Linked DNA regions of Homo sapiens: all the other regions are linked to region 1. Evidence: chromatin loops called from intact Hi-C (ENCODE). Cell type or tissue: endothelial cell of umbilical vein. All regions are shown on one strand.

The links. A loop is a pair of places that touch in the nucleus more often than their neighbours do. Peaks named below come from ENCODE experiments on the same cell type or tissue, not always from the same donor. Only the 100,000 strongest peaks of a DNase experiment are listed, where the experiment ranks them.
Region 2: it touches region 1 in a loop (10-fold over the local background); 7 of 110 quality-filtered maps call a loop at or near these places.
Region 3: a loop joins it to region 1, with 5 times the contacts of the local background. A loop is called at or near these places in 4 of 110 quality-filtered maps.

Annotation. Positions count from the first base shown.
Region 1 is chr5:87,116,585-87,124,584 of GRCh38, forward strand. It overlaps MIR4280HG (MIR4280 host gene), which reads right to left and starts at 5,611. Exons shown (of 2, transcript NR_186582.1): 1 at 5,237-5,611. LOC101929380 (a long non-coding RNA gene) reads left to right here and starts at 3,564. Exons shown (of 4, transcript NR_105018.1): 1 at 3,564-3,610. RefSeq lists an enhancer at 957-1,056. In endothelial cell of umbilical vein, no CTCF peak of the experiment used is centred here; DNase peaks (open chromatin) are centred at 4,157 and 4,877; H3K27ac peaks cover 2,512 bases.
Region 2 is chr5:87,390,157-87,398,156 of GRCh38, forward strand. RASA1 (RAS p21 protein activator 1) reads left to right here. Exons shown (of 25, transcript NM_002890.3): 25 at 644-1,760. The coding sequence ends at 727. CCNH (cyclin H) reads right to left here. Exons shown (of 9, transcript NM_001239.4): 8 at 4,888-4,948; 9 at 4,118-4,328. The coding sequence ends at 4,290. Among named protein-coding and RNA genes, the nearest start is that of CCNH, 19 kb to the right of the region's middle. In endothelial cell of umbilical vein, no CTCF peak of the experiment used is centred here; a DNase peak (open chromatin) is centred at 3,335; H3K27ac peaks cover 2,729 bases.
Region 3 is chr5:87,191,159-87,199,158 of GRCh38, forward strand. The region is part of intron 2 of LOC101929380 (a long non-coding RNA gene); the gene reads left to right. Among named protein-coding and RNA genes, the nearest start is that of LINC01949, 44 kb to the right of the region's middle. In endothelial cell of umbilical vein, no CTCF peak of the experiment used is centred here; DNase peaks (open chromatin) are centred at 4,193 and 4,673; H3K27ac peaks cover 2,092 bases.

The sequences.
Region 1 (8,000 bases):
ATCGAACACCAAAAGTTGTTTAGCAGCATGTGTGGCCACAAATCTAAGAAAGTACATTCCATGCAGCTAGGTATGGCGAGTTTCAGCCCTTGATATATGACTGTAAGTAGTGTGTGACAAATCTTTGGACTTCAATCTTTGGTGACACTCTCTATTCCCCTTACCCCATTCCTATGGGTTGGAACATGATCATGGTACTAGTGACCATGTAGACAAGGACAACTGATGCAACTGACATTAAGGAGAAGAACTCGTCTATTACTGTGTCTGTAGCAAAAGAGATACATAAATATTAATCTTATTTAAGTCATTGTACTAAAAGGTTCCCATTGTTTCAGCAACTTAGCTTTTACCCTAAACAAAACATCCACCAATATTTATCCAGGACTCATAAAAAAATTATCTCCTTCTGCCTTATCTTAGCTCCAACCCAACTGTCTGAAAGTGTCCAAACACTCCTCCCTACTGGCGATGGAAAACTAGCTCTGGCTATATTAACTGGGGTGAGAAAACCAATATAGTTCTCCCTGTATCTAAGCTTAAGTTCCCAAGACAACTAGAGGCCATCAACTTTCAACAACATATCACTTATTGTCCTAGTCAGGACTCTTTTCAAGACAAAAAAAAAAAAAAAAAACAGTGACCCCACTTATAGGATATAAGCTGAGGAAGCTTCATACAATGCTAGAGATCCACAGAAACCATAGCATGGTACCAACATGAGTCATGGGAACTGAAACCATTGAAGAACTGAGACAACTCAGTTACCTCTCAAGATTCATGTGCTTTCTAGCTTCTACTTCTCTCTGCACAATTTTTCTTTCCTCTTCCTTCTCTTTGCAGACCAGTTTTCTTGTAAGGGTGTCACCAGTTACATAGGGCTGCCCATTACCAGTGCTACATAGGGAATAGGATCTCAAAGAAAAGGATTATGGGCAAGGATGGTCCAAAGCACGTCGTCCAAAGATGTTAAGCTCTTAAATCTCTTTGCTTTGTTCTTAGCAGGACTCTCCTTTGATACTTTTCCTTTGCCACGGTGAAAATTCAATCTTCCTGTGGGAAGATCTTTCTAGGTCTCTTGGTTCTCTGCCTCCCTGATTCTGTGAAACCCAAAGAAGTCAAGCTCTGTGCCCAGGCCTTGAGCTAACAAGAACACCATCTCCGAAAACCATCTCAGTCTTTCTCCAGCATTCTACCCTGGTAGCTTCTCATCCTCCTGTGATCACCCTCATTTTTCATCCATCTAATGTTTTGGTTACTGATTTTTATCTGTACCTGATACTACTGCCCACACAGAATGTATAATGGGGGCCAAAGAACCATTCACCCTGGATCTTACTCAATAGACTGCAAAATAAACTTCCAATAATCTCTCCATATTAGTTTATACATGCAGTCTCTGGTATACATTTAAGATCTTATTTATAATCAAACTTTAATAGCTCATTATCAGATACCGTATTGCATATCATAAATTACTTTTTAAATATAACCCCATATAATCTTATAAATAACACAATTATATTGCATTGTAATTTATGTACAGTAGACCTCTGTTAGCCATGGTTTTGCTTTCCATGGTTTCAGTATCACAGTCCAAGAGTCTTAAATAGAAAATTCCGGAAATAAACAATTAATACATTTAAAATTGCACACCATTCTGAATAGTGTGATGAAATCGCATGCCGGCCTGTTCTGTCCCACCCAGGACATGAATCATCCATTAACCAGTGTATCCACACTGTATATGCTACCTGCCTGTTAGTTACTTAGTAGCCATCTGGGTTATTATATCAAAACTACGGGCCGGGTTCGGTGGCTTATGCCTGTAATCCCAGCACTTTGGGAGGCTGAGGCGGGCAGATCACAAGGTCAAGAGATCGAGACCATCCTGGCCAAAATGGTGAAACCCTGTCTCTACTAAAAATATAAAAATTAGTTGGACATGGTAGCGCACGCCTGTAGTCCCAGCTACTCGGGAAGCTGAGGCAGGAGAATTGCTTGAACCTGGGAGGCAGAGGTTGCAGTGAGCCGAGATCACGCCACTGCACTCCAACCTGGGCAACAGAGCGAGACTCCTCCGTCTAAAACAACAACAACAACAACAACAACAACCAGTATATATATTGGGCTTTGTACTATCTTTGATTTCAGGCATCCACTGGGAGTCTTAGAACATATCCCCTGCAGGTTCCCACTATATTAAGAGGTTACTACTGTATTAAAAGTACTCGTTTTTGTTTTTTGTTTTTTGTTTTTTTTTGAGACGGAGTCTCGCTCTGTCGCCCAGGCTGGAGTGCAGTGACGCAATCTCGGCTCACGGCAAGCTCCGCCTCCCGGGTTCACGCCATTCTCCTGCCTCAGCCTCCCCAGTAGCTGGGACTACAGGCGACCGCCACCGCGCCCAGCTAATTTTTTGTATATTTAGTAAAGAGGGGGTTTCACCATGTTAGCCAGGATGTTCTCTATCTCCTGACCTCGTGATCCACCCACCTCGAAAAGTACTCTTTCTTATGTTATAATATTAACACCTGGTTTGGGCTTAAAAAAAAAAAAATAGTGTTCCAGAAAAGAAAGGAGAGAAGGGAGAAGAGGAAAGCGGAGGGAGATCCAAGTTTTGCTGGACCTCTGAAAGGCCCTGACCTGGCTTCAGTTCCCAGCTTCCCACTTGGGTTTTATCTCGAATGAAGTTTGTGAATGCAGAGAAATGAGGGAAAGATAACCAGTAAGTGGACAACACTAGAAAGACTGGCCAGAGAGGTACAGAGGACGGAGATTTCTTTCAAGTGGAAAGGGAAGGAGTGGTTTCAAGGAGGATGTGGTATTTAAGTTGGCTTCACTATATATTATATTTTATGTAATGTGAGTGACACAAGCGTGGGAAAGTGAGAAATAGGAGAGAAAAAAGAGAGAGAGCGAGGAACATGGAAAAGCATGGGGAAGAGAAGAAAGTCGTTTTACAGCCTATGTTCAATAAACAAACGACACAGTGATCACAGTCAGACACAGCAGCTTCTCTGAAGCCCTCTCCTCTCTCAAATATTCCACAAATTACAATCTTCTATTTCTAGAGATTCATTTCTAGGGAACTAAGCAAAGCTCTCAATAGGGGTATATATTTGGTCTATACTAGTTACTAGAAACTCAGTATCAGTTGACTTACATGACTGAGAAGGCAGGGACTAAGATACAAAGTATGCAGGTGAGTGTGGATAGGGCAGGGCACCAAGTTGTGCATAGAAGCCCCACTTGGGAGGCACTGCTGGGAAAGACATCCTAGGTGGGGAAGTGGAGCATGGGTGGAGCTTGGTGGGCAAGGGTGGGCAACACGGACACTAGCTTATATGGTTTGGCTCTACGTCCCCACCCAAATTTCATCTTGTAGCTCCCATAATTCCCACGTGTTGTGGGAAGGACCCAGTAGGAGATAACTGAATCATGGGGTGGGTCTTCCCTTGCTGTTCTCGTAAGTCTCACGAGATCTGACAGTTTTAAAAACGGGAGAGAGAGCACAAGTCCTCTCTCTCTTTTCCTGCCGCCATCCACCTAAGATGTGACTTGCTCCTTGCCTTCCACCATGATTGTGAGGCCTCCCCAGCCATGTGGAAATGTAAGTCCATTAAACCTCTTTCTTTTGTAAATTGCCCAGTATCTGGTATGTCTTTATCAGCACCATGAAAATGGACTAATACACTAGCTGTGTCACACACAAGAGTAAGAATATGATAAAGTGCCCATTTTTTGCTACATGACTATTTTGCTCAGAGCCATCCAGGAAAGAAAGAAAATAAGAAAGGGAATTGAGGTTATGGAATGCCAAAATAAAAAGACCATGAAGGCAGGAAGTTTGTCTAATTTGTGCTTGCTTTATCCCAGAGCTCAGAACAGTGCCTGACACTCAAATAGGTTTTAAGCATATGAACAAATGCCTACCTGGTGATAGGCCTTGTGCTTGGGACTTTACCTGCATTAGCTCATTTAAGTCTCACACATCAACACAGATGAGGAAATCGAGATACAAAGAGTAAGTGTCTTGCCCTAGGTCATCCAGCCAATGAACAGCAGTGCCAGAATTCAAATCCTAGCCTAATTGACTAAAGCCAGTGCTATTAACCACCATGAAATGCTTCTTCACTAGACAGGAAACCAGACGATGACTATAGCATACAGTAATCTGAGTTTGGCACAACTCACTGTGATGATAGCATCATTCAGATACAAACTGGAGGAACCAGTTTTAAAGAAGGGTGAGGGGATGCAGAATATTAAGGGAAGCTGAGTGGTCAGGCTGACTCTATGTTATGGTATCAAATTTGGCTTGCCTGAATTTTAATTAGGACAAGAAATATTTCAAAGCACAAATGAGAAGTTATTTTCATCTCTGCTTCTCTCTTTAATTCAGAGTTCTCTAGAAGAAAAACAGGAAATGTTCCTATATTAAGCAAGTGGTATCAAAATCTATCATATCAGTATTGAAAAGCACCAGGTAATTTCTTAGATTCAGAAACCTCAATTTATCCCTAATGAAATACTAAGAAGGCTGCAATAACCAATTACTCAGAAACATTTTGGTGTTTCTTTGGCTGACTTAAACTGAATTATTTCTATATCCAACTGTTTCTATTAGTCATCACAAACTCAAAGACATTAGTTTATTCTGGTACTTTAAAAAATAATACACAATAGAAAAACAAAAACATAGGATGAATAAATGGGAGGAAATATATATCAATTAGTACCATTCATTTTTTATTCATTACTATGGTATTGAAGGACTTTGGCAGGTGACATTGTATATCCAGGCTACTAAGTCTATTTCTGAATGTTTCTACTGCATACCAGAGAAGAGTGAGGCAACAGAGACCAAACTGCCAGCCTTGGACCAGCTAGTAAAGAACGGAAATGAGTCATCCATTTTTCACCCACACTCTTGAAACTAAACCTGAAAAGGAAAAAAAGTTTGATACAAAATAGAACTTGTTTATTCCCCTATCCACATTTGCTAGAACAGTGCCTAGCATAAATGTTTATGGAATAGATGGTTTAATAAATATTTGTTGAATGAATAAACAAGTGAATTTTTTTTTTCTATTTTTCCCTCAAGCTACGAATATGCAGGAAGGCAAGAAAAAGAGAATAATGCTGATTGCCCACAGAACTCGTTTGCTGAGACTACAGACAGTTTTGTAGTCAAGATCCGCTTAGACAAGTAATAGGCATTTTAAACTTAACATACCTGGAGTAGAACTTCTAATTTCCTCCCTTATAAATTGTTCTCCCCCAGTCTTCTCTCAGTAAATGCATTTCCACTTCACGAGCAGCTCAAGGCAAAATCCTAGGGGAGATGCTTGATTCCTCTCTTCCCCTTGTTCTCTATATCCAAACCCTCAATATGTAGACCCTACTCCCAGAGTGTATCCAGAATCTAATTACTATTTCCAGTACTACCATGCTAATCTCACCACCATTGTCAAACACCTGCACTACCACAAAAACCTCTAACTTGTCTCTCCTCTTCTAAGTTTGCCCCTCTGCAATTTAATCTTCATCCAGATGAAAATGTGATCATTTTGAATCATGCATATTCTTTCCTTTCTCTCCTTATAATGCTGAAATCGCTTCCTGTTGTACTTAGAACAAAAGTCCAATCTGTCTCCTCTCTATCACTCTGACCTCATCTTCTGCAACACTGTCCCTTCTGTTGTCACCATGCTGGTGTTCTTTTTTCTTTTTGAACATACCATGCTCTTTCCCATCTCAAGGACTTTGCACTTGCTGTTTCTCTGTATGGAATGCCTTTTCTCCAAATCTTGACGTGGTGGAGTCCTCATCATTCAGGTTTTAGCACAAATACCTCCTTATCTAGGATGCCTTCCCTGACTAAAGCTGACCCTCTCTGCAACATCCACACACAAGGTACATTCTATCACATCACCCTGTTTTATTTTCGTCTTAGAACTTAACACTATCTGAAATTAGTTGATAAATATGTGTGCTTACTTCATTCATCTGTGTCTCCCAATGAGGATGTAATTTTGAAAAAGTAAGAATCTTATTAGTCTTGTTCTTCGTTACATCTCTTGGACTACAGTGAATATTTATTGAAAGAATGAATGTTTTCTGAAAGTCCTTGAGCAGTTTTTGTGGTTGGTTTTGATACTTTGTTGAGTGTTAATTGTTCATTATGTCATTATGTTAAAGGTCTCTGCAATTAGGATACAAAGTATAATTGAGACTGAGTCATTTTCTATTGGTTTTAGAGCAGAATCTGACAGTCCTCTCTTGGGAAAACACTTTTAAACTGCCACTATATCACAGAACCAATTCTGACATATCTATATCAAAAACTAATTTCCTCAATTCTGTGTGTATGGCATCCAAATTTTTTTTCTAAATATTACCTACATTTGGCATGGTCATCATAGCTAAATGATTATTTCAACCACACTTTTTCTGCTGCTTCTCTACCTTCCTTTTCATTTTTACATATATTGGTGATTTCCTAAATGTAAATGGTTGAGTTTAAATGCCAGCAGGGGGTAAAAAAAAGAAATTCTTTGCAAAGGTAGAGAGATTTGTTACTCAGCCAAGTGCTTCTTCAGTAGCTAAGTTCTCATTAGAAAGCTAACTTTTCAGAGTAGCTCAGAGGTGTCATTTAGAATTATTTCATTTTACCAAGCTAGCATGAAATCTCATGACACCCTGAGGCTACTTGTCCTGGAGTGTCACAAAATGACACTCTGTCCCAATCACCACTAAATAATATTAACTCCTAAGCCTGATCTTCAAAGTCTAAGAATACAGCCCACATACATCCAAGGAGAGGGTTTTTTTTCCTAAAAATGATTTTAAATGGTTTTTAGCTTATTGCAATAACCTAGCCTTCATATTTAAATTAGTTGCATTAGAGAGCTATTTGTCATTGCAAACAAAGCTGCATTTGTAGCTTTGGATTCATTTTACAGTACCCGTCATTTGTCCACCTGGCCTTCTACTTGTACACAAATCACAGCATAACTCTGACAAGATATGGTTGTTTTATTTGATTGTTTTAAGTTTTTAAGTTGGAGAGAAGGATCATAACATAACCTAAAAAGGAAGTATATAAATCCTAAAGAAGAAAAATTAAAAGATTTAGATATCCAAGAAAAAATAAAAATTAAAAAGAATCACAGCTATTCAAAAAACAATTCTTCAAAAATAAGAGTTAATAAAATAAGAATTTAAAAGCAATATCATATGTGATACAGAAAACTTGACTATATTATTCATTTTCCAATTCTGTTCAAATGCTAAGTTTTGCAATAACTTACTAATATGAGAAACAAGTGGGCACTAAAGCAACACTGAGATTATTCATTTATACTAGATAATGAAGTAGCAATGTCAAAAATTTCAAGTTACCAGTTAGAGGAGTCTTAAATGGCACTTGCTCCAAGACATGTCTTATTACTTAACATGAGAAATATGAAGACAGAAGACAATAGAGCAGCTTCAAGAACTTTTAAATCTATTTTGAAAAAACACATGTAAAGCCACATAGCCTAAGTGACAAATTAGTGCAAGAGATACTAAATTTTTGAGAGTGTGAACAAAAACTTTATATTACTTTTCCAACCTAAAATATTATTCAATAAAAACTCTATATGAAGTGTACCTTGCTCAATGTCTATCAATATTAATATTTTTAAAAATTAAAAACAGCAACCTTTATTTAGGAATTTATCCTATAAATATGCATCCACCTGGGTACAAAGATAAATAGTTTTAAATGCTGACTGCTGAAAATGTTCATCACTGAAAAGCATGGAAACAGCCTAGATTTCTGACAATAACATACTGAATACACTAAATATATTTATCCAAATAATGTAATACTCTGTAGTAATTTTTAAAGTGAATTAGAATTATAATTTATTGTTATCAAATGTCTAAGAAATACTAAGTTTAAAAGTAAGTTGTCAAACTAAGTATAATTTATTAATCTAAGGATATGTAAA
Region 2 (8,000 bases), 270 kb after region 1:
TAATACCAGGTCAATTAAGATATTGGAGATATAGAACAAAATGAGTTACACTTTGAATGTCCTCAGCTGACATAAGGGCTACTGAGAGGAAGTGACCACAGGGACAGTTTTGACTAGTTTCTAATGTAGTTTCAGGAGATAGTGAATGCTGTCACCGCACTGGCTAACCATTTGGCAGGGATTTTGTAGAAGGGATTAAAGCATTGAGTTTGGTGACTGAGTTCTCTACAACCTGAGATTCTAGAATCCTCAAGTCCTGTTTCTCCCCGCCCCTCCCCCCGCAGCTTTCAAAACTAATAATATGACTTGACTTGCCTTAGATATTAAATAAAAAAAGCCTTTTTTAAAAGAGAGATAAACTGCTTCTGACAACATGTGATAGTGTGATAGTTCTGGCCTAAAAAATAGGAGCATGCCAAACACAAACAAATTTCTGTTCACTTTAGGGTATAAAAATTCTCTTAGTTATGACCAGAAATACTCAGCCAATGACTGAATAATAGAGACTTATGTTTTGAGGGGAATTGTGGTAATATTTTATGCATCCTTTTGCTTTGATACAGTTTTTTTCAAATCCAGGTTCCCATCCTGAAATTGCTGACCGAGCTTTCATTTATTTTCATACCATTTTTCCTCTGTCTAGCACGTATTGAAAAAGCTTCTGGCTATAACAGAACTGCTTCAACAAAAACAAAACCAGTATACAAAAACCAATGATGTCAGGTAGCAGCCTTCGCCCCAGTGTTCTGCATGGATTCAGCATGTCCAACATGGTAATTCACTTCAGTTTAATGTCTCCTTTGCTCTTGCCAAAAAATAGCACACTTTTCCACATTCCAGTGATGTGTGAGCTATGCAAACAAAATCCAAGATTCTGCTGGTGAATAACTATGCCAGCAACCTTGTAAGCTATCTGTGCAGGATATTTGCACTATTTCCACATGGAATCAATCTTTAACAACCTCTGAGCCTTGGTGTACAGACCACCTTTCACAAAACGAAATGCTATGACTGTATCTTGATATCTCGAACTTTCAAAATATATTTTCAGTACACCCAGTTGCCAAAGTTTTGCTGTCTCTTAGAGAAAGAACTATGAAATCAACTGACAAGAAACACATTCTTATTGACAATTGTGTATAACTGGATTGCAGACTGTTCTTACTGTAACTACTTCCTGATTAGGAATATGACCATTTGACTGTTCAATGATTATTTGTATTTACAGTTTCCAGAGTTTGTCATTATAATAGGAACAATCTTTGCTGTATACTTTTAAAAAATACTCTGCTATTTCTCTTGCTGGAACTGTTGAAAGAAAATATATAGAATGATCTATTGCTCATCAGCTTTATTTTTTAAACATACGACTTATTTTGTTGAAATTGTCAAAGACTGTATTTAGATCTCATAATGCTTTGTTAAATGTTTACAAGTAAATAGTTTGAATTCAGTAAATATTATTGGTTGTTGTATTGATCAATGCATGTTACCCATTCAACCATTTTATAGACTACCAATTTCTTTTATGTTAACTAGAATGCTTTTGTTAAAAGTTATTTGTTCATTATTTGTGCTACCCCTTTGATTATGCAGACAACCTCATCAGCTGCCTAACTTATCCATCTTTGAACTTCTGACTACTTGTTGTATCTGCTGGATATTTAGTTCAACTGTATAGTTTTATTTACTTCTGTATGTGTATTTTTGTGAAGTATTCACAAAGGTTAAGTTAAAATAAAACCAAGGGATATCTTGCATAATTGATTACTTCTGTCTAAAAGAGCTAAGCATTTAATTTATTTATTTTCTTCCTCCTTCAGGGGCAGTTTAAACCTTAGCATCAGAGCAAGGCCCAGGGAGAAGCTGAAGCTTTAGATTAGTATTTTTGCTAATGGCCTCTTTTGAAAAGGATTTTATAAATGCAATAATTCCTTCCCTCTCATAATTGTGCAGGGCAGATAGATAGGACATATGGAACATACGTGGCAGAATGACATTGGTAATCAAAGTGAGTGAGACAGGAACCCAAGGAGGTGTTCCCACAGTAAGGAAAGCCCTAGATTCCAAGAGCAACACTTTATGCTATTCCTCTAATGTATAAAATACAGGAAAAAAAAATGCTAAGGGCTTAAAAGATGTCTGCTTAGTAGTTCCAAGCTACAAAAGGCAGTTATTTCTATGGGGGCTGCTAACCTATGTGGCTTCAATCACCGTTTAACACTGATACCAAAAATCTCAACATGTCCCATGCTCCTTTTCCTTGAAATCAGCTCAATTCATTCCATTCTCTCCCTTCTTGGCTCTTTTATCAAATTACTCTCCTTTCCACCCCTTCTGTTTTTTAGCTGGACTTGGACCAACATAGTATCCCAGGTGGTCTCCTTCCTTGGTTACATGATAGAAGACAGGGAGGATATGGATTAGTCAAGATATTTTTGCTGTGCACTTTGGCTCCCATTTATCACACCTCAATCTTTAGCCATACTAACCTGTCATTCCTCAGTCTGAAATCCTTCTCCCTTTTATTTAAAATCACAAACCTGACTTACCCTGCTTCTTATATTTTAACATCATTTGTCTCTCAAGTTGAAATGGAAACTTGTTACTTACCTTTGTAGGCCCTCTAGTAACTAGCTTGTCAGTGTTGAAATAAAATCTCTCACACTTTAACGTTTTTAATGGGGCTGGGTGGGAAAATTTTCAGTGATAAGTGTGGACCTTGCTCTGATGCCAAAGTTTGGCGATCTGAAAGGGAAAATGAGACAAATTGTGAACATCTTGTAATTCTGTCTAGAGCCTAGCAGCAATATATTTAACTAGGACTGCGATGGAGGATTTATAACTTTTGGCTTCTTCCACTCTGCTTTTGTAAAAATCTCACATCACGAATTTTATTCCTTTCACTCTGGAATGAGAAAAAAAAAAAACCCACAAAACTCAAGCCTACAGTGTAAAGAATTATTGTTAGAGAGATGAATATGCATATAGTAAGTATTGCCTTAAAATAGATGTAACTATAATGGTACCTACCTTTCTGGAAAGTACAGCCTGGGATGTACTGAGACTGAGGAGGTGTGTGTATTTGTGCAATTTAATTAGATTCAGGACACTTGAATTACTCGGAATTCCTTCAAGCCAGTTTTCCTGAAAAAAATCTGGCTTGGTAAACAGACGTCCACAGTTTGGTTCCAATTATAATAGTTAACACTTACTGAATACTAGTGTATGCAGGTACTATTCTAATTAATCCTATGAAGAGTAGGCATTTTTATCTTCCCCATTTTCAGTGTGGGAAACTGGCACTTAGAGGTTTAATAACTTACCAAGGTCACATAGTGAAATACAGCTGGCCATGATTCATATGTAAGTAATTTGCTGTAATAGTCTGTGCTTTCATATTTTTATATTGACTCATTTCAATTTGAATTACATTTCTCTAACATATTTAATCTGCAAAATTCCTAGTAACTGTTATAATCTACTTACACGGATTCACTTATAGGATCTAATAGGTTAATTATAAGGCTGTGGTGATGTGTGCCTGTAGTCCCAATTACTCAGAAAACTGAGGCAGAGGATCACTAGAGCCTAGGAGTCTGAGACAGCCTGGGCAACATAGCAAGACCTTACATCAAAACAAAATTAAAAAACAACCACAACTGAATATACAATTTGCTGCTACCTACTTATCTATACTAGCGTAAGAGTTTGATGTAGACAGCTATTCAAAATCATATATCTGGTTTTTTTTAAAAACCCATTTGGAAATGTTTTCGGGTAACTAAAGAAAAATAATATTCATTACCCAGACGACTGGCTTTCAGTACCATGTAACAGTTGAAATACCTTCTGCAGTTTAATAGTAATGGACAAATAGCTAAATATATCAGGATGGCATTCAAAAAGCCATTTATAAAGGTTTCTAGAGGGCAAAACACATTCCTTAACACTTTTAAAGCTGGCTACTAAGTTTTGTTTTTTGTGGTGCCTTTTTTAAAAAAAGCATAGGTTTGCCTATCATATTTTGCTTAAAAAATTAGGCAAATGAGTTGCAGCTTTAATTTGATATTAGTCACGATGGAATAAGAATATTCAAAACAGGTGCTATTCTAGCTCTTTTGAAGATGGTTTATTTTACATAAAGTTACTGTGAAAGGGAAAGAAAACAATAGAAAAGTTTTAATATATTTTATGTTTTCACATTATACTTTTTAAATAAAGTTAAACGTTTGATATGCTTCCTACTTCTCTTGATTAGTTAGCATTGAGAAATCAACTTCAAATGGTTAGAGAGATTCTACCAGGTCGTCATCAGTCCATTCTTCCTAAGAAGGAAAAAAAGTGTGGTAAGGATAACACTGAAGCATAACCAGTATTGTTTACCTCTTACCTCCCTTTAAGAAAATGTTCTCCTCCTTTTACCCATGTGGATTACAAAAGATAAACCAGGAAATTTTGTAATAGTTCACTGTTAGTAATGTTGGCATGGTCTCACCAGACTCCTCCAGTGAGGAATAAAGGTTATGGCTGTGACCTTTTGCCTCTGATTATTCACTTATTTGACTTGACAGATAGAAAATTTTTTTTAAAAGGGGGTAAGGGAAAAATCCTTGGAGAATAAGAAAAAAAGCAAAAATGTAGTATGTATACATATTGCTTCTGCTTTCTATGAACACAGGAAGGATTCTTCATTAAATAAAGACAGAAGAGAGAAAAATCCCTTTAATAATGGACAACAGTACTGTACGTAAGGAAGTATGCAAAAAATGAAAAAACCCACAACTCTATAATGCCTGTACTCTTGGAGAATAAATCTTAACAGTATAGTCACACCAGAATGTATAACAAAAATAACTTAGAGTTCATCTTTGGAGTAAAACATACCTCCTCATGTTTGGATTTCTTTGAGACGTAATCATCATCTTCATAGCCTTTCCTCTTCTTCCTATAATTAAGCAACTATCAATAAGCAATCCAATACCAGCCACAGAAACTATAAAATGTAAAATAAACTAGCAAGGCTATAGGCAATATCATGTATCTACTGAACAACAAGGCCAGGATAAATGGAAAAAGATAAACAGCTATGGGGTAGGGAAAATGATACTTTTACAATCAATCTTTAAATTAAATGCAATTCTAATTAAAACCCTAATAAAATTTTTCATGGAATTGTCAAATCTAACACTGACCTAGGAAAGAGTGTGAAAAAATAGGAGCGAATATAAAAAAGAACAGTGTTGGAGGACCTTGTCCCAGTTATCTTTAAAGCACACTACAAAAGCTACGGTAATTAAAAGTGAGATATTAAACAGATCAATGATCAGACTAGATAAGCAAAGTAATGACTATGCAGAAGGATGAATTTAATGTGTGATAAGAAGTGTTTCAAGTAACTAGGAAAACATGAAATAAAAAATGAGCTGGGACCTGCTGGGCACAGGGGCTCACAATTGTAATCCCAGCTCTTTAGGAGGCCGAGGCGTCAGATCGCCTGAGCCCAAGAGTTTGAGGCCAGCCTGAGCAATGTGGCGAAACCTCGTCTCTACAAAAAAATTAAAAAATTAACCAATGTGGTTGAGCACCTGTAGTCCCAGCTGCTGAGAGGCTCAGGTAGGAAGATCACTTGAGCCCAGAAGGCAGAGGGTGCAGTGAGCCAAGATCAAGCCACTGCACTCCATCACACCTGGATGACAGAGAGAAGACTTTTTCTCAAAAAAGCGGGGTGTGGGAGCTGGGGCAAAAATTAGTATTTGGAAAAAAGTTGTGAAAAACAATAGAATATATCATATATAAATAATATATCATATATAAATAAGTACAATCAGCCTTCTGTATCCTGTGGGTTCCACATCTGTGGACTAAACCAACTGCGGATTGAAAATAAGGAAAAAAATTCTATCTGTACTGAACATGTACAGAATTTTTTCTTATTATTCCCTCAAGAATACAGTATAACTATTTACATAACATTTACATTGTATTTAGGTATTATAAGTAATCTAGAGATGATTTAAAGTATATGGGAGGATGTGTATAGGTTATATGCAAATACGCCATTTTGTATTAGGGCATCTGTGGATTGTGGTTATGAGCAGAAAGTCCTGAAACCAATCCCCCATGGATACTGAAGGATGACTGTATATAGAATCTATAAAGCACTACAAACCACAAAAATGTGGCCAGGTGCAGTGGCTCACGCCTGTAATCCCAGCACTTTGGGAGGCTGAGGCGGGCGGATCACGACGTCAGGAGCTTGAGACCATCCTTGGCTAACACGGTAAAATCCCGTCTCTACTAAAAATACAAAAAAAAATTAGCTGGGCATGTTGGCATGCACCTGTCGTCCCAGCTACTTGGAAGGCTGAGGCAGGAGAACTGCTTGAACCCGGGAGGCAGAGGTTGCAGTGAGATCACGCCACTGCACTCAAGCCTGGGTGACACAGCAAGACTCCATCTCAAAAACAAACAAACAAACAAAAAAGCCAGAAAATTGGGCAAAGGGGATAAATAAGCAATACAGATGAAATATAAGTGACTGTTAAGTATGGAAAGTTCAATGTCCCATAATCAAGAAAATGCAAATTAAAATACCAATGTGATACTTTTTCACCCAGACTAGCAAAAGCTAAGCATTGATAATCACCCATTGTACAATATGTATGAAAAATGCAAAGAAGAAAAAAACGCTGCTTATTTCATAAATATATGGATATACGTGCAGAGAAAAGGCTGGCAAAGGTAAACAACTGCTAAGTAACTTCTGAGGTCATGACAGATTTGGGTTTTGATCAAAGGGAACTTTGGTTTCACTTGTATTGACTGACAATGACAAAACAGTTTTTGTGTCATGAAAACTAAAGGTAAAATAATTTTGAAGATCAAGGAAAACAAATATTTAGTCCTAAAGTAGCACTACTCATGGTAGCAAGTACCAGAGCTGGTCCATGAACAGTTTCCAGTTTGCAGTGAGTTAAGTACAGGAATTGTGTTTCATAATTTTTTTTTTGTTTTTTTTTTTGAGACAGAGTCTTGCTCTGTTGCCCAGGCTGGAGTGCAATGGCGTGATCTTGGCTCACTGTGACCCCTCCAGGGTTCAAGCAGTTCTCCCTGCCTCAGTCTTACAAGTAGCTGGGATTACAGGCACCCACCACCACGTCCAGCTGATTATTGTATTTTTAGTAGAGACGGGGTTTCGCCATGTTGGCCAGGCTGGTCTCGAACTCCCGACCTCAGGTGATCCGCCCGCCTTAGCCTCCCAAACTGCTGAGATTACAGGCATGAGCCACTGTGCCCGGCCCTAGAAATTTTTAATAGCAATTTGATATAATAATTTTATGACTGCTGAATCTAATAAAACTTGAGCTTATGTTTTTGTCTTCACTTTTCTAGTAATTCATTTTTTATTGAATTTTACAAAAGTATACATCTAGTGATTTTTTTTTAAAAAAGTCCTTCGCAGTTTGAGAAGCACCCCTCAAGTACTCATAGATATTCAGAATTTGGCCCAGTACAAGGCAGATGGCAATCTGGAATACAATGTAAGCTATGGCAGTTAAGAATTTTGGATTATGGTCCATTCAGTTACTTAGCTAGAAAGGGTAGGATTAGTAGTTCAGTGGTCTAATCCAGGGGTGGATAAACTTTTTCTTTAAAGAGACAGTAAATATTTTCGGCCTTGCAGGCCCTATAACCAGTTTCTGTTGCAACTACCTAACTTTTCTGCTGTATCATGAAAATAGCCATAGGTGATATATAAACGAATAGGTGTGCTACATTCCAAGAAACTGTGTTCTAAAAACGCTAATGGGCTGGATATGCCTGGTAGGTAACAGTTTGCCAACCCCTGGTCTAATCCCATTTCAAAATCAATGCAAAAAGGACATAATCAGTGCTGCAATACTTTTATTCATTAAAGTCAACATTACTTCTCTGTAACCACTCTGAAAAATTCCTGTTACCACTGAAACCGAGGAGTGAATGAAATCCACCAATTT
Region 3 (8,000 bases), 75 kb after region 1:
GCTGCCATAATAAAATACCATAGAATGAGTGGTTTAAACTACACACATTTATTGTTCTTAACAGCCCCAGAGGCTATATGCCTGAGAGCAGGATGCCACCATGATTGGTCTCTGGAGAGGACTCTCTTCCTAGCTTGCAGAAGGCTGCCTTCTGACTATATAATCACATGGAGAGAGAGAAAGAGGGGAAGAATTATGGGGAGGGGAAAGAAAGAGGAAAAGCAGGGAAGGAGGACAGGGGGATCTCCTTACTCTTGTAAGATCATCAGTCCTGTCAGATTAGGACCTCATCCTATGTCCTTACTTAACCTTAATTATCTCCTAAAAGCCCTATCTCCAAACACATTAGGGGTTAGAGCTTCAATATATGAATTGGAGGGGGATGCAATTCAGTCCACAACATGGATCCAGGGGTCTTCTTTAAAAAAAAAGAATGGAAGATTAGTTCAAATTCACTCACAGGCCCCTGAAACTTCTATTTCTCCATCATTACAGTAATTTTGCCTTTGTTTGGAGGGAGCAGTTCATTAGACTTTTGTTTAGATCTAAATTGGGTTGGAGGTGGAGTGAAGGTGCAGGGAACTCACTGAGAAAAAAAAAAGACTTTGGAAGCAAATCTTATTTCAGTGAATTTGACTGAATACAGCAGAGTGCATCCCTGCAGGAAGTGGTGAAAATTGACTGCTCTGGTGGCTTTGGAAACCCCAAACCCTCAATCACAATCACAGTGATGGTCATCAATGTCTATGTCAAACACTAGAAGATAAGAGGACTTGTTCAATATGGTAGGTGCAAGACCTCCCAGGGACTCAAGGAATAAGTAGAACAGGATTTAAAGGAGTTGGAAAGCCCAAGAAAGCAGGTGGTGATATCTTCTAGAGAAATCACCAAGACTATGATTCCCCATACCCCTTTCCCAGGCTGGTGTAGCCTGGGAACACATAAATTATATCACCTGTAACTTCACCCTGGTTGGCATGACTCTAATTTTAATAGTCAAATATATACTCAAATATTCTTCTTCTACTTATGTTAAACTCTAAGAGCTGGCCCCAAACAGAATATCCACATATTCTCTCTTTTCTTTGTTTTTTTAGTAATATAACTCTAAGTACATCCCCTCTGCTAGGATAACCAATCATTGCAGTTTTTCCAAAACTGAGGGTTTTGAGGGGAGCAGTCCTTTCAGTGCGAAAACCTGCATAGTCTGGGCAAATCAAGACACTTAGTCATGCCAAGTCTAGCTCCTACTCTAAGAAAGTAGGAGACTCTTGCTAGCGTAGGACCAGAGAATATACTGCTCCTATGCCCCCCAAAACAGAGTGCCTGAATCCAGTAAAAATCATTCTGATTTCACCCAGTGAGATCTTTCTTCTTCCTTAGACCTCTGAAAGATAAAGAAATTCACTATTTGATGTGGCTTAGAACTCTGATCCCTGGTGTTATTTACAAAAACAGGTAATTTGCTGATTTGGATTTTTTAAAGAAATTGCATTAGAATATTTTTTATTTTAATTACTGAGTTTTGGGTGCCCCCTTAAATTTTACACTTGGAGCAAAGGCCTTACTCACTTCACCCTATTCTGACTTTACCAATAAGTAACTGGCTCCAAGTGATTCCTGGTGGCCAGTCACCAGCCTCTGATGGTTCAGTCCTCCTTGCTCCCATCAAGTGCATCAAACTCTCTGTCAGACTAAACTGAGGTCCCTCCAGCCTGCCACGTGTACCCTGTGATACCCAAATCTGCTGTAGTTTCACAATGATAAGCTTATGTTCTGGTACTTTTGCTATGCTTATGTTAAAATCAAATGATAGTGATTTGATTCTTGAAAAATAAATGTACAGTATATGCTTTTAATTCCTGCAGAGATACACTATCTGAAGCAGAACACAGCATGGTGTTAGAAAGCACAGCTCTTGAAAGCAAATTAGGTCTCTGTCATTAACAACCACACTATGATGAGCAAGTTAATTAACTTTAATGAAGCTCAGTTCTATCCACTGTAAAATAAAGATAACACCTACCTTATAGAGTTGTCTGTGAAGATTATATAAATTAGCATAAATAAAGTGTATATCAGGCTAGCTGGCAGGAAAGTATGCTGTGAATGCTAATTCTCTTTCTTCACCTTTCCTGCCTGGTCTCCTCGCCACTTCTCACCAAAATCATTTTTGCAATTTTAGTATTTGTGGATCTAGAATTTTGTCTTGACAAGTGCACTGGACATATTTTCAAACGTTTTGGAAAAAAATAATTATTCTGTCATTGTACTATTAGGTTCAAAGTATAGTTTGTTTTGTATTCTCTTGAACTGTTTGTGGTGTAAAAAGTAAATAATCAGGCTAGAGAGTTCTCAAGTCCAATATGACTTTTTTTTTTTTTTTTTTTTTTTTTTTTTTGACAGAGTCTCGCTCTGTAGCCCAGGCTGGAGTGCAGTGGCGTGATCTCGCTCGCTGCTACCTCCACCTTCCAGCAATTCTCCTGCCTCAGCCTCCCGAGTAGCTGGGATTACAGGCACACAACACCATGCCCAACTAATTTTTGTATTTTTAGTAGAGACAGAGTTTCAACATGTTGCCAGGCTGGTCTTTAACTCCTGACCTCGTGGTCCACCCACCTCAGCCTCGCAAAGTGCTGGGATTACAAGCATGAGCCACCGTGCCCGGCCCCAATATGACTTTAAAAATATATATTTATTGAGCACAGTGGTTTTTCTTTTCAGATTCCCTGAATAATACTGGAACTCTACTTGAGATTTCTAAATTTTAAAGTTAGTAGAGGATGCTGCTGTGTTCAGCACTCTCGCATGACAGTGACCCTGAGGCAAAAGAACTTCCTCCCAGACTCTCTCACCTGCCCCTGTGCTTGCTGCTTAAACAGGTATTGTTCCCATATTTATTTCTCTGTAAGTTAAGACCTTTCCATCATTACCACGTGGGGGAAAAATCACTGACAGAATAAGCTAAAGTACTTTCCAATATGAAAAAACAACTCGATTTAGAAGGTTCATGATAAAGTAGAAGTAAATTATGAAGACTGCTTCTCTGGCTACTACTTTATTCAGACTATAAGGAGATAAGATTTTTTTTAACCTTGTTTTGTGCTAAAACATCTTAAAGAATGCTAGCCCTTAAAACAGACTATCATCTATCATCTATCAATAATGTCTATATTTCAGTGGGAAATACATTCAGAATCTAGTTTGTTCATTGTGATTCATTCCTTAATTAAATGCTATTATCTTTCCAACAACTAATGAAATATGCCCCAAGGCCTGGTGCCATCAGATGCATTTTAGAAAATTACTATTTTATACGAGCACAATTATGCCTATTTTAATTGATGGAGCTGACATTAAATCATCAGAAAAAAAATAGCTCTTTCAAAGGAACTAGTGAAAATGATGTTTGCATTATATTTCTTCAAAAAGTTATAATGTCATCAATTTTCAAATAATATTTTTTTAGTGACATTCATAAGAGACTCAGTTTCCTTCTCTGACCTTGATTTAATCATGTCAGGACAATCTGAGGCATGTCCTCCATGGTTGCACAAGATTTTGTCAAGTGGACAAGAGGTTGGGGCTAGAAGAAATCTTAGAGATCATCTAGTCCAACACCTCACTGAACAGAGAGTGAAAGTTTTAAAGATTCCCTAAAGGCCAAAAAGCCAGGATGAGGAAGATCCAGAGTTAGAGCCCAGGTTTCCTTGTTTCCAGACTAATGCTTATCCCACCTGTCATACTACATGATCATTGCACTGGTCTCCCAAATCTTTCTGTTCACAAACTAATTTATATAAGGAGAATGAGCACATCATGGTCCCCTTCAGAAAAAGTGATAGCTTCAAAGTGGAAAGCTTAAAGAAATGAATTCTAATAAATTAGACAATGTGAGATACAAACATTTGTCGAAATCCCAGACAAGAAGAGAAGCTCTTTTCTCTTTTTCTTGTCCTCTTTAAGAAACAAAAGAAAAATATATCCAAATTCTAAATGTCTTGAGTTTCAGGAAAAATGCTCTATTAATGAGTCAGACTTTCAAAATAATGTTAGCAAAGGAAGTGACCGTCAATGCGTGGGTGAGGCTTTTTTTTTAGAAGTCACACCAAAAACATAGCTCTATATGTGCAGTTCTGAAACATTCTCTCCCTGTCTATTCAGAGCTTCCTCGAATGTGCAGGCTGCCATGGACTAATTTAGCTTCATTTTGCTTTCTGCCCTCTTATTTCATGTATTCTGAGGTTCAGCCCAGGAGCGCTATTATTTTCTTTCAGTAGTCCATGTACCCTAACACTTCTGAGACTTTGATGTTGCTCTTTCATTTGCCTGGAATGTCACTTTAATCCTTCTTCTCCACTTGACAAAATCTTGTGCATCCTTCAAATGCCTGATTTACTACCACCTCCTCCTTAAAGCCTTTGCCAATCTCCTAATTTATAATTAGTGACTACATGCTATAGCACTTTTGTTGCGTCTCTTATAGAAATTAATCCAGTATACCTCATTCTGTAGAACTCTTGACTGTCTTCTCTGCTGTTATTCAGATCTAATTGAGGCCTAGGAAAATATCTGATTTTTATATGTGCTGGGGGCATGTTAAGTATCAGGAATTCCAGAGTAAACACGAAATAGCCTTTGTTTCAAGAAGCTGTCTCTAGCAGGCAACCTTAGATTGTATTCCCCTGTCGAAAGCAGACTGTGACACAGGATTTGGATATAAGTGTTTGGGAAGTGAGGAGTGAGGAAGTGACATAGTAAAGGAAGGAAAGTTGAAAAGGGTACATTAATCAGAAGCAGGCTTCTGCTATGGGCAACTGGGCCCAGTACTGCTGAGGACCCACTGAGAAACTATGGCGGACATGCCTCAGATTGTCCTTCTGAGATGAGGAAGCTGGGCCATAAATCCCTCAATTCTGCCCTCCTAGTTTGAAGGTTGCTCCTGAGAGGATTAATACAAATCACTTCTGGCCTGTCCTATACTCAGGCCAAGCATTTCTCCAAGTATCCAGAGAAGACCCTGAGGCAAAGACACAGGTCCTTGAGGCAGAAAGCTGTTGGCAAGTACTGCAACTGCCCACCCCAGCCACAGCTGACCTTCAGGGTGGGCCAGGAGGCTATAGGCAAAGCAGCAAGGATGCTGGCTACAAGGCCTTACACACTGACTGTTGAGTTTATTTAAACTAACTAAATTTAGTTTAAATAAACCTAGTTGCTACTCTTAACAAAATGTAAATTCTGAGAAAGTACTGAATTTATCCTTTTCTAAGGAATCTGAGGAGGTTTTTTTAGTATATTTTCCTTACTAAACTCTCTCTCTCTATCACTCTCTCTCTCTCTCTCTCTATATATATATATATATTTTATATATATATATAAAATACACACACACACACACACACACACACACACAGTATTTTGTTTTCTGTGAAATACTCAGTCAAGAAAAGATTTTGCTTTCTTGAGGAAATTAGATTTTCCTAATATAGACCACTCTTCAAGAGTAGCTTTAGAAAATGCTACTTGCCAGGAGTGTACTCTTTATTTTCCTTGAGGTTTTTTGGGAGTCTTTTTGTTGGTAGTGGTGTCACAGCAGAGTCTTACTCTGTTGCCCAGGCTGGAGTGCTGTGGTGCTATCCTGGCTCACTGCAACCTCCGCCTCCTGAGTACAAGCGATTTTCCTGCCTCAGCCTCTCAAGTAGCTGGGATTACAGGTGCGTGCCACCATGCCCAGCTAATTTTTGTATTTTTATTAGAGACAGAGTTTGAGCACGTTGGCCAGGCTGATCTCAAACTCCTGACCTCAAGTGATATGCCCCCCTTGGCCTCCCAAAGTGCAGGGATTACAGACGTGAGCCACCGCACTCAGCCTTTCCTTGAGATTTTATCTTTTTCACTTAAAAGTAATATCTGCCAATTATAAAAACATTCTAAAATACACAAGAAAAAATGAAAAATCAGCTAATTCATTGGTCCCACCAAATACTGACCCAGAAATATAACATAGAACAATCCTGTTTGTAGTCCTAAGCATTTGTCCTAATAAGATTATCTAGGCTGGGTGAAGTGGCTCACACTTATAATCCCAGCACTTTGAGAGGTCAAGGTGGGAGGATTGCTTGAGCCCAGGAGTTCAAGACCAGACTGGGCAACATGGCAAGACCCTAGTCACCATAAAAAAATTAGCCAGGCATGGTGGCACACACCTGCGGTCCCAGCTACTAAGTTGGCTAAGGCTGAAGGATCGCCTGAGCCTAGGAGTTCAAAGCTACAATGAGCCATGATTGTGCCACTGCACTCCAGTGTAGGCAATAGAGTGAGACCCTGTCTCAAAAAAAAAAAAAAAAAAAAAATGACTACTACCTATTACCTCAACTGTTAGATTATTGATAAACTTGCTGTGTTATTAAAGGACATGCTTATTAAGTGTCATTTGGTTTTGGTTTTCATAATATATGCAGTTCCAACCTTTTATTTTTGCAGACTTAAATTTCTTAAACAGAATTTGCAGCCTGGAGAAAATATTGCTTATAGTGAAGCTATGTAGAGTTTTTAAAAATATTCATTATTGGTTTCTAATTACCCTGTATTATGGTAACAGAGCATAGTCTGTCTTATATTAATATTTAGAACATTTGGAGGCTTCATCCCTGGCCTGGTATATAATTTTTGTGAATATTACATAGATTCTCAAAAACAGTTTTCTTGTCTCAGGTTTTTGAGGAATATGTGCTACCTTCTTCAGACTGAAATCTTGAATTCTAGGTGACATATCACACTATCACCTTGCATATAAACTTATTAATGAAATACTTCAGTGGTGTTCTATAACTTTACTAGTTTGGTCAATTACAATGCCCTGAGAAAAACTATACTTAGAATCCTCTCTTCTACTCATTACAAACTTGAAAGTATAAACTTCTCTAAATGTCATCCTAAGCCTGTTGAGATAAAGATTTTGCCAGAAGGACTGAAGAATAAAGGAAATGTACATCCAGAATATATAGATAGATATACATTCCCTACAATTTCAGTGCACCATATGGAGAACATGGAGTACATGCTCTGTTGGAAGGATCCTTCTGAGAAAACATACTGCTCGAAATAGAACACAAATTCACAAAGCATTCCTCAGCATTTCTCGTAAGACCAACTGTATTTTTCCTAAAGTCCTCAAGCTCCCTTAAAGTTTATAGTGAACACAGTCTTAATAAATAAAGTTGCGGCCGGGCATGGTGGCTCACGCCTATAATCCCAGCACTTTGGGGAGGCCAAGTTGGGTGGATCACCTGGGGTCAGGAGATTGAGAACAGCCTGGCCAATATGGTAAAACGCCATCTCTACTAAAACTACAAAACATTAGCTGGGCGTGGTGGTGCGCACCTGTAATCCCAGCTACTTGGGAGACTGAGGCAGGAGAATTGCTTGAACCCGGGAGGTGGAGGATGCAGTGAACTGAGATCATGCCACTGCACTCCAGCCTGGGCAAGACAGGGCGAGATTCCATCTCAAAAAATAAATAAATAAATAAAGTCATGAATGTAAACGAAGACATTTAGTTCTAGCATCTTCTAGTGATCATCAAAAGGGGATGATACAAAAACTATTTGGAAAATAATCTGTAACCAAAGCATGCAAACTGTTAAAATGTTGCAATTTTAGTAGTTTTCAATATATTTTCCTTGAACTCCTGGCTTCAAGCCAATCTTCCATCTTGGCCTCCCAAAGTGCTGAGATTACAGGCATAGCCACCATGCCTGACCTTCCAATAGATTTTTCAACACATCCTCTGAGGAACGGAGAGCTTACAAATCCAGAAATATTCCTATTACTATATGAAAAAAAAATTAAGGAAGAATAGTTAAAGGAAACAAACTCATATCCTAGTAAAAAACATCTTTTGTGATACTACTAAAAGGAGAGCTAAATAGTAAGGTGAAATGTAGAGACCACATGTGGATTATGAACAAGATTCTTTTTGTTTTTATTATTCTTTAAGT